Linked DNA regions of Homo sapiens: region 1 is linked to region 2. A link is an interaction called in ENCODE POLR2A ChIA-PET data of the cell type or tissue named here. Cell type or tissue: GM12878. All regions are shown on one strand. Links, peaks and the distances in the headings refer to the core of each region. The heading gives the core; the rest is flanking DNA.

Region 1 (5,373 bases), core at 210-5,209, 87 kb after region 2:
AACACAGACAGAGTAGATTTAACATAATTTTTAAGGGACCTGGGATTTTGGAATGTTAAATGAGCATTGGCTTCAACTGGAAGTCACCAGCTGCATTACCCCCTAACAAGAAAGTCAGCCTTTTTGAACCTTTGAGTGCAGCCACTGACTTCTCTCTAGCTGTGAAAGTCCTTGATGGCATCTTCTTCCAATAGAAGGCTGTTTTGTCAAACTTAAATCTGTTATTTAGTGTTGTTACCTTCGTGAACTGTCTTCACTACATCTTCTAGATAAGTTTCTGCACCTTCTGCATCAGCACTTGCTGCTTCACCTTGCACTTTGATGTTATGGAGATGGCTTCTTTCCTTCAACCTCATGAACCAACCTCTGCTAGCTTCCAGCTTTTCTTTCGTAGCTTCCTTAACTCCCTTAGCCTTCATAGGATTGAAAAGAGTTAGAACCTTGTTTTGGATTAGGCTTTGGCTTAAGGGAATGTGTGACTGGTTTGATTTTTCTGTACAGACCACTAAAACTTTCTCCTTTTCAGCAGCACAGCAGTAAGGCTGTTTTGCTTTCTTTCCTTTTTTTTTTTTTGAGACAGAGTCTTGCTCTGTCACCCAGGCTAGAGTACAATGGTGCGATCTCAGCTCACTGCAACCTCCGCCTCCCGGGTTCAAGCAGTTCTCCTTGCCTCAGCCTCCCGAGTAGCTGGGATTACAGGCGCCCACCACCACGCCCAGCTAACTTTTGTATTTTTAGTGGAGATGGGGTTTCACCATGTTGGCCAGGCTGGTCTCGAACTCCTGACCTCAGGTGATCCACCCACCTCAGCCTCTGAAAGTGCAGGTGTGAGCCACTGCTCCCGGCCTGTTTTGCTTTGTTATCATTTGTGTGTTCACTGGAGTAGCACTTTTAATTTCCTTCCAGAACTTTTCCTTGCATTCACAGCTTGGCTGTTTGGTGCCAGAGGCCTAGCTTTGTGTCTGTCTCAGCTTTCCACGTGCCTTTCTCACTAAGCTTCATCATTTTTAGCAATTGATTGATTTTGAGGATGGACACTTCCTTTCACTTGGGTACTTAGAGGCCTACACTGGTAGGTTATTAATTGGCCTACTTTCAATACTGTCATGTCTCCGGGAATAAGGAGGCCTGAATAGAGGGAGAGAGATGGGAAAACTCCCATTAGGTGGAGCAGTCAGAACATACTTCTTTATTAAGTTTGCGGTCTTGTGTGGGCGTGGTTTGTGGTGCCCAAAAGCAGAATAGTAACATCAAAGGTAACTGCTCACAGTTCATTATAATAGATAAAATAATGAACTGCAAGCATTACCAAAAGGTGACACAGAGACAGGCAGTGAGCACATGCTGTTTGAAAAATGGAGCCAATAGAGGCACTTGACACAAGGTTGCCGCAGACCTTCAGTAACTTGAAGCACAATGAAACAGGGCGTTGGAAGCATTTTCTCGAAGCAGAGAAGCTAATTCATTGGAGTAAGTTCAGTGAGCTTTGCTTGATAATTCTTTGAAATAGGTGTGGGAGGCCAGGTGCAGTGGCTCACTCCTGTAATCCCAGCACTTTGGGAGGCCAAGGTGGGAGGATCACTTGAGTCCAGGAGTTTGAGACCAGCCTGGGCAACAAAGCGAGACCCTGTCTCTGTTTAAAAAAAAAAAAAAAAAGAAAGAGGTGTTAGATGTTTAGTCTGATCTCTAACTGCAAACTGTGGTGAGTCATCTTGTTGTTGTTGGTTGGTTGGTTGTTTTGAGACAGGGTCGCTCTGTCGCTCAGGCTGGAGTGCAGTGGCCCAATCTCAGCTCACTGCAACCTCTGCCTCCTGGGCTCAAGCGAGCCTCCCACCTCAACCTCCCAGGTAGCTGGGACTACAGGTGTGTGCCACCACACCCAGCTAATTTTTTAAAATTCTTTTTTGTAGAGAAGGGTTCTCACTATGTTACCCAGGCTGGTCTTGAACTCCTGAGCTCAAGTCATCCTCCTTCCCCAGCCTCCCAAAGTGCAGGGATTACAGGTGGGAGCACCCGGTTGTGAATCTTAATTCTAATTAGTTTATTTCCTTCCCAGATTAAATTAGGTAAGCCACGTAAGGTATGTTCCAGTGAAGATTTTTCTGTTTCATGCCTGCATGGAATAGAAACCCAACTGAAATGACTACTTCTGGAAAAGGACGACTGGGGTTATTTGAAGAGGATAGTGGTTTTCCAGCAGCTGGAACTGCAAAGTGTTTAAGAACTGTGTCTGTTTTTCTCTATGTTTCTCTTCTGGGGCCTGTAGGTTTTCTCTTGGGATTCTCTGCTTCACACCATTCTCTGCATACTGGTGGCTTTTGTTTATTCCTCAGCTCGCACGTGGTTCATCATGGTGACGCTGCGGGCATTTTCATCTAACACAGCTGATGAGCTTTCTGTGGTTTTTGGTTTGTGTTGTTTTTGTTTTTTTCTTCCTTTTCTTGTAGACACGATCTGGCTCTGCCCAGGCTGGAGTGCTGTGGGGCACGACCTTGGCTCACTGCAACCTCTGCCTGCCAGGCTTAAGCCATTCTCCTCCCACCTTGACCTTCCCGGTAGCTGGGACTACAGGCACACACCACCATGCCCGGCTAGTTTTTATTTTTATTTTTACTTTTTTTGAGATGAAGATTGGCTCTGTTACCCAGGCTGGAGTGCGGGTGGCATGATCTTGGCTCACTGCAACCTCAGCCTCCCAGGTTCAAGCAATTCTGCCTCAGCCTCCCAAGTAGTTGGGATTACAGGTGCGCACCACCATGCCCAGCTAATTTTTTTGTATTTTTAGTAGAGACGGGATTTCACCATGTTGGCCAGACTGGTCTCGAACTTCTGACCTCAGGTGAGCCACCATGCCTGGCCCATATTTTTTGATGAGATGGGATTTTGCCATGTTGCCCCAGCTGGTCTCCAACTCCTGTGCTCAAGCTGTCCCCCTCCTTGGCCTCCCAAAGTGCAGGGATTACAGGTGTGAGCAACCGTGCCCCGACACCCTCTGTTTTTAACTGCTGGAAACAGAATCTTGAGTCTGACTAGCTTAGCTTAGCTTAGCCTGTGAATGAATCCCTTGCGTCAGGCATTGCTGGCCGTTTGCTGTGGCTGGAGATAATTAGGCTGATTCTTGAAGACTGTGTTACTGAAATGCAAGCAGTGTTGAAGTTTGATGGGAAGCAGAGAGGGAGATGTTGAAGAAACCTGCAAAAGATGGGAATGGTCCAGTTTCTGAGAAGGCAAGAAGAGATTCAGTGCACAGGTGGCAAGATTGGGTGTAGGCAGAATGAAGGACATATCTTCCTTGATAAAAGGGAGAAAGGAAAACGGATAAAATGTTTTAAAATGAGAACAATAATTTAATTTTATGAATAGTGACTGGGTATATTTATTGGGGAGCCAAATAATAACTGTGTATTTCAGTATCACTTAATGGCTGTAAGTAATTGGGGTCAGATTTATCTCCCCGTCCAAAGGTTTATATTGGCCCTTCCCCAAGGGCAAGCTTTGGTTATATGAAAGAAGAACTTACATTTAATAGCTGATCTAATATGATTAAAAAGAGAATGTTTTCTATTTAATTCACTAATATGCTCTTTCCTCTTTTTCCGTCTAATGGCTTTGTCTTTCTCTTGTTTTTATAGGCTTTGGTGAAGCACGTGCAGTCTAAAGGATACCCAAATGAACGTTTTGAACTTCTCACCAACTTTCCTCGAAGGAAATTATCTCATCTGGACTATGATATTACATTGCAAGAGGCAGGCCTTTGTCCTCAAGAGACTGTCTTTGTACAGGAAAGAAATTAACACCATGGCTTGACCTCTCTCAGCTTACCCCTTTTTTCCCTTTTCCTGTGAGATACATGTCACTAAGTATGCATTTTGGCTCATAGGACCACAGAGCCAAAGTTGGGCAAGCAAGTCACCTTCCTTCTCTTATTTCTTGATCTCTCCTATAATCAGTCTCTTTCTCCCCCTTTGTTTCTTTCTCCTCTTCTGTTTTCTCGCTCCCCACTCCGTACCCTTCTGCCTCCCCCTCCCCCCACACTTTTCTTTCTTACCTAATCTGGTGACCAAACTGAAGTGTAAGGATAAGACCTCTCCTAGTACTAGCAGCAGGAATTGTGTGTTCCAGTAAGTGGTCTCTTGCACGGCACTTTTTTGGGATCAAATGTTAACGTTACTCCCCAGACTCTTCGGGCAAAGGAATGGCTAGATTCAGAGTAAGAACAACCCTCCCTTTTTTGTAAGTCCCCGTGTTTAGCAGGGAGAAGAAATTCTCTAACATGGGTTTGGTTTTGTTGTGTTCTTCATGTGGAAATGTCGCTTAACAAAATATCCAGGCTTTTGTTTACGTGGAAAAAGCATCCCTTGTAATGATTGCTCATCATACTTAAAAACCTTTTTCAAAGGATTTTCATGTTCCCAGCTATAAGGACTATTTCCATGACATGTGTTATTGGCAGAATGAGTGTTAAATATGGAGCATATAGCATGGGGTGACTTTCATTGTCCTAACCTGAGACAGTTTTCCTTATTACTCTGTATTGATCCTGCTAGTCCAAGAATGGACATGAAGTGAACCTATCGTGGTGACTGGGATAGGAAGGTGCTTGCTATTTTTGCCAGCACAGCATATTAGTTCCTTTGGAGCCCTCCATTGTCTGAGTCTGCAGTGATCTGTAGGAAGGCAGCTGGTCAATAATCATGTAGTACAATGGCTTGGAATTGTAACCACTATGGTTATTGATTGTCCTGTGTTGTTTCAGGCATACTTAGGTATGTCCCTGGGGAAAAAGAAAACCATTCAGCTGAGAGTTGCTAACCATGTTCTTTTGGTTAGAAATAATGGTTCATTTTTTGCCCCTGGTTGGAATAGTCTCTAAAAGGCTCTGGTGACTGAATTGAACATGAGTCCGCATGCTGTTTTCTTTCAAAAGGTATCAAAACGGAAAGCCTCTCTAAGGGGAAGACCTTTCAACTCCATTCAGAAGACAACATTTAGTAAGGAGGATGGCGGAGGTTACTAGTAATTTTCAGATGTCTTGGGCTTTTTCTGCCAACAAAACCCAAAATCAAATTAGAGTTGGTGAAAGCTTTCTTCAGTGTTTTTAGAAGAGGCCATCTTGAATCTGTAGAATACCATTTACACATCAACTTCACCCTATGCTCATTTCGTATTTTGAGCTTAAATGGAGTCCTCTGAAGGGGGGGTAGTCGTGATTCTGGTGGCAAAACTAGAACTTTTAACTTGTAAAATGAAAAATATTAAATGGACCTTTTTGTCAGTTGAGGATTTAGATTGATTCTTTTATCTGAGGAGCGTATGTTCCTCAGATGTTGCGTAGAGACCTTTAGGTTTTCATCTACTTTAAGATTGCTCTCT
Region 2 (5,373 bases), core at 151-5,150:
GCAAATGTAAATTCCCTCTGGAGAAATGTCCCATCTTAGACCTCAACAAATTCTTACACTTTTTTTTTTGAGTCTCGCATCTCGCTCTGTCACCCAGACTGGAACGCAGTGGTGCTTTTTTTTTTTCTTTTCCTAGGGTCTCACTGCCACCCAGGCTGGAGTGCGGTGATGCGGTCATAGTTCACTGCAGCCTCAAGTTCTTGGCCTCAAGCAATCCTCCCATCTCAGCCTGTCAAGTAGTTGGGACTACAGACATACACTACCACACCCAGCTGCCCGTCAAGTAGATGGGACTACAGACGTATGCTACCACACCCAGCTGATTTTATTTTATTTGTTTGTACAGACAGGGTTTTGCTATATTGTTCAGGCTGGGATTACAATTTCTTCACCCATGATAAACATATTTTATTTTATTATTTTATTTTATTTTATTTTTTTTGAAATGGAGTCTCACTCTGTCGCCCAGGCTGGAGTGCAGTGGCATGATCTCGGCTCACTGCAACCTCTGCCTCCTGGGTTCAAGCAATTCTCCTGCCTCAGCCTCCCAAGTAGCTGGAATTACAGGTATGCACCACCACACCTGGCTAATTTTTGTGTTTTTAGTAGAGCGAGGGTTTCACCATGTTGGCCAGGCTGGTCTCAATTTTCTGACGTCAGGTGATTTTCCCGCCTCAGCCTCCCAAAGTGCTGGGATTACAGGCATGAGCCACCTCACCTGGCCACATACTTATTATATAAATCAATGTCTGAAATTCCAGTATTGAACTATTTGCAAGTCTGTTCACTCTATCTGTTGTTCATACTGCTTCTAATACATGGTACTTGGATTTTGTGTGTGTACTTAGGCATTTTCTTTTTTACTCTGAGCTGCTTATTATTATTATTTTTTTTTACAAAATTATGTGGGCTGGGTGCGGTGGCTCAGCCTGTAATCCCAGCACTTTGGGAGGCCGAGGAGGGCAGATCACCTGAGGTCAGGAGTTTGAGACCAGCCTGACCAACATGGTGAAGCCCATCTCTACTAAAAATACAAAAATTAGCCAGGCGTGGTGGTGCATGCCTGTAATCTCAGCTACTCAGGAGGCTGAGGCAAGAGACTTGCTTGACCCCGGGAGGCGGAGGTTGCAGTGAGCCGAGATCTCACCATTGCACTCCAGTCTGGGTGACGGAGCGAGACTCTGTCTCAAAAAAAAAAAAAAAAAAAAAAAGTAGAAATTTTGATTGCCTGATGGATTCTTCCTGCCCACTGCACAGACAAAACCAGTTCACTGAGACCATGGTATTGCCATAAAAAAAGAGTTTAATTAATGTGACGCCAACCACATTTGAGACGGAGTTACTACTCAAATTAGTCTCTCCCAAGGCTTGAAGGTTAGGGTTTTTGCGGACAATTTGGTGGGCAAGGGGCTAGAAAATGAGTGCTGCTGATTGGTTGGATATAAAATTATAGGGGTGTGGCAGGGCATGGTGGCTCACGCCTGTAATCCCAGCACTTCGGGAGGCCAAGGCGGGCGGATCACCTGAGGTCAGGAGTTCGAGACCAGCCTGGCCAACATGGTGAAACCCGTCGCTACTAAAAATACAAAATTAGCCGAGCGTGGTGGCACATGCCTGTAATCCCAGCTGCTTGGGAGGCTGAGGCAGGAGAATCGCTTGAACCCGGGAGGCGGAGGTTGCAATAAGCCGAGATCATGCCATTGCACTCCAGCCTGGGTGACAAGAACGAAACTCCATCTCAAAAAAAAAAAAAAAAAAAGAGAGAGGGGTGTGGAAAACAGTCCATGTGTGCTGAGTTCACCTCTAGGTGGGGCCACAGTCATGAGTCCCAAGCCCAGGTGGTCAGTCCAAAGAAAAATCTCAAAAAAGTAATCGTAGGTTCTGCAATAGTGACAATATCTATAGAAGCAACTGGGGATGGAGAAACTACACCTGTTTTGTGGCTTCTGGCCACATGATTCCTGAGTAGAAAGGGATTATAGAAACTACACTTACAGGCTGGGCGTGGTGGCTCACGCCTGTAATCCTAGCACTTTGGGAGGTGGAGGCAGGTAGATTACCTGAGTTCAGGAGTTTGAGACCAGCCTGGCCAATACGGTGAAACTCTGTCTCTACTAAAAATACAAAAATTAGCTGGGCATGGTGGCAGGCGTCTGTAATCCCATCTGCTTCGGAGGCCGAGGCAGGAGAATTGCTTGAACCCGGGAGGCGGAGGTTGCGGTAAGTTGAGATTGCACCACTGCATTCCAGCCTGGGCAACAAGAGCAAAACTCAGTCTCAAAAAAGAAGAAAGAAAAGAAAAATAAACTACGCTTACATTTTAGCAGAGTTCAGGCCCCTCCCACAATCCTAATCTTGTGGCCTTTTATTGGTTCCACAAAGGCAGTTTTTGGTCCTTGAGCAAGGAGGGGATTAGTTTTAGGGAGGGACTGTTATCATCCTTGCTTTCAAGTTTAAGGGTAAATTAAATTTATTTCTTTTTAAACTTTTAAAAGTTATTATTATCATTATCATTGCTAGTGACACAGGGTCTCACTCTGTATAGCCCAGGCTGAGTGTAGTGGCTCAATCACAGCTCACTGCAGGCTGGACCTTCTGGGCTCAAGTGATCATGAAACTACCATTGCAAGACTATAACTGAGACAGTAAAAGAGATCTGACCTAACCGACTCCATCTTCCTTCCTTCCTTCCTTCCTTCCTTCCTTCCTTCCTTCCTTCCTTCCTTCCCTCGCTCCCTTCTTTCCTTCCTTCCTCCTTCCCTCCCTCCCTCTCTCCCTCCCTTTTTTCCTTCCTTCCTTTGTCAAAACTTTTCCAAGCTGTCCTTGTTCATTCCTGGGCCAAACTAACTTTGGGAGAAACTTAGTTTATAGTTTGAAACCAAAACAATAGCAGCCCTTTCCCAAAACAAACCCTCTTCTTGCATGGGGAGTAGACTGCTTCTGTAGGACTAACAAATTAGCCAAAAGATAGAAATTACAGTTTACGAGCCATGAAGCTGGAAGCTGTAAGATTGTGGGTTTTTTTTCATTTTCTTTTTCTTTTGTTTCCTGAGACGGAGTCTTGCTGTGTCACCCAGGCTGGAGTGCAGTAGTTTGATCTTGGTTCACTGCAACCTCCGAGGAGGCTGTAAGATTCTGACCCTCTCTGAATTTCTCCTGGAGATAACATCACTATTGTAAAACCTAAGATCAGCGCTTGGGATACTTTGCAGACTCTGCACTTGATGGATCAGCTGGCACCACCCAGATGGATAAACTGGCTCATCTGATCTTCTGGCCCCGACCCAGGAACTGACTCAGCACAAGAAGACAGCTCCCACTTCTTACATCTTCATCTCCGAACCAATCAATCAGCACTCCTGACTCACTGCCCCCCAACCCCCAACCCCCAACCAAATTATCCTAAAAATCTCTAAGTGCTAGGGGAAACTGATTTGAGTAGTAATAAATCTCCCGTCCCAGGCCGGGCGTGGTGGCTCACGCCTGTAATCCCAGCACTTTGGGAGGCCGAGGTGGGCGGATCTTGAGGTCAGGAGATCGAGACCATCCTGGCTAATATGGTGAAACCCCGTCTCTACCAAAAATATAAAAAATTAGCTGGGCGTGGTGGCGCTCGACTGTTATCCCAGTTACGAGGGCAGCCGAGGCAGGATAATCGCTTGAACTCTGGAGGCAGAGGTTGCAGTGAGCCGAGATTGTGTCCCTGCACTCCAGCCTGGGCAACAGAGTGAGACTCCGTCTCAAACAAAACAAAACAAAACACAATAAAACACAACACTCTGGTCTCCCATGCAGCCGGCTGTGAATCGCTGTTTCTTTGTTTAAATTTTCCTGTCTTGGTAAATCAGCTCTATCTAGGCAGTGGGCAAGGTGAACCTGCTGGGTGGTTAGAGTCCTCCCATCTAAGCCCTCCGAGCAAGCTGCCTGTGCCACCATGCCCAGCTAATTTTTAATTAATTAATTAATTAATTTTGTAGAGATAGAGTCTTGTTATGTTGCTGCTCTCAAACTCCTGGGTTTAAGTGATCCTTCCACCTCAGCCTCCCAAAGCGCTATTACAAGTATGAGCCACGGCACCTGGCCCTTGGGAGAAATTCAGTTGAGCTGTGGCTCATGCCCATAATTCCAGCACTTTGGGAGGCCGAGGCAGGAAGATTGCTTTTAATGACCAGGATTCAATCAAAGCTTTGCATCTTCCTGTAATGTCTTTACTCTCTTTTCATTCATAACAGTTCCCCTGTTTCCCTCTCTTGGCCAGGCTGGTCTCCAACTCCTGACCTCCAGTGATCCTCCCACCTTGGCCTCCCAAGGTGCTGGGATTACAGGTGTGAGCCACCGTGCCTGGCCTTTTAAATTAAATTAAATTAATTTTTTTTTTTTTTGAGACTGAGTCTTGGTCTGTGGCCCAGGCTGGAGTGCAGTGGCACGATCTTGGCTCACTGCAGCCTCTGCCTCCTGGGTTCAGGTGATTCTCCTGCCTCAGCCTCCCCAGTGGCTGGGATTACAGGCGCCTCCCTCCATGCCAGGCTAATTTTTGTATTTTTGGTAGTGATGGTGTTTCGCCGTGTTGGTCAGGCTGGTCTCGAACTCCTGACCTCAGGTGATCCGCTTGCCTCGGCCTCCCAAAGTGCTGGATGGACAGGCGTAAGCCACCGAGCCCGGCTGACGTTCACTTTTTGAAGAGACCAGGACAGTTATCTTATGAATGCCCATAGTCTAGATTTGCCTGAGTGCTTCCTCATGGCCTCCTTTAACTTGTATCTTGATCTTCCTATACTTTTTGTAGTCTGGAAATTAGGCCTAGAGGCTTGATTGGTACAGTTTTGCCAAGAATATGTCATAGGTGATACTGAACATTTCCTAACGCATCACATCAAAATTATCAGGTTGTCCCACTCATTAATGTTAAGTTGGATCACTTGGTTAAAGTGATGGTTGCCAGATATCTTCCCCAAATTGACATTTAAGAATCACAGGCCAGGCCAGGCATGGTGGCTCACGCCTGTAATCCCAGCACTTTGGGAGGCCGAGGTGGGTGGATCACCTGAGCTCAGGAGTTCAAGACCAGCCTGATTAACATGGAGAAACCCCATCTGTACTAAAAATACAAAAATTAGCCGGGAGTGGTGGCGCATGCCTGTAATCTCAGCTACTTGGGAGGCTGAGGCAGGAGAACATGCTTGAACCCGGGAGACGGAGGTTGCAGTGAGCCGAGATTGTGCCATTGCACTCAAGCCTGGGCGACACAGCGAGACTCCGTCTAAAAAAAAATAAAAATTAAATAAAAAATAAGGAATCACAGGACAGTTTTTCAGCTTCTTATAATGTCAAACATACACTCACAGCCTGATAGGATGGTTCACGCCTGTAATC

Evidence for each region. Peaks named below come from ENCODE experiments on the same cell type or tissue, not always from the same donor. Only the 100,000 strongest peaks of a DNase experiment are listed, where the experiment ranks them.
Region 1: POLR2A ChIA-PET joins it to region 2 with 7 read pairs; 8 of 35 experiments call an interaction of 5 or more read pairs at or near these places.

Annotation. Positions count from the first base shown.
Region 1 is chr3:196,355,106-196,360,478 of GRCh38, reverse strand. It overlaps UBXN7 (UBX domain protein 7), which reads left to right. Exons shown (of 11, transcript NM_015562.2): 11 at 3,633-5,373. The coding sequence ends at 3,794. Among named protein-coding and RNA genes, the nearest start is that of TM4SF19-DYNLT2B, 19 kb to the right of the region's middle. In GM12878, for the core only: no CTCF peak of the experiment used is centred there; a DNase peak (open chromatin) is centred at 2,341.
Region 2 is chr3:196,442,015-196,447,387 of GRCh38, reverse strand. No RefSeq gene overlaps it. Among named protein-coding and RNA genes, the nearest start is that of UBXN7, 12 kb to the right of the region's middle. In GM12878, for the core only: a CTCF peak has its summit at 1,812 (motif pointing right); no DNase peak of the experiment used is centred there; H3K27ac peaks cover 1,270 bases.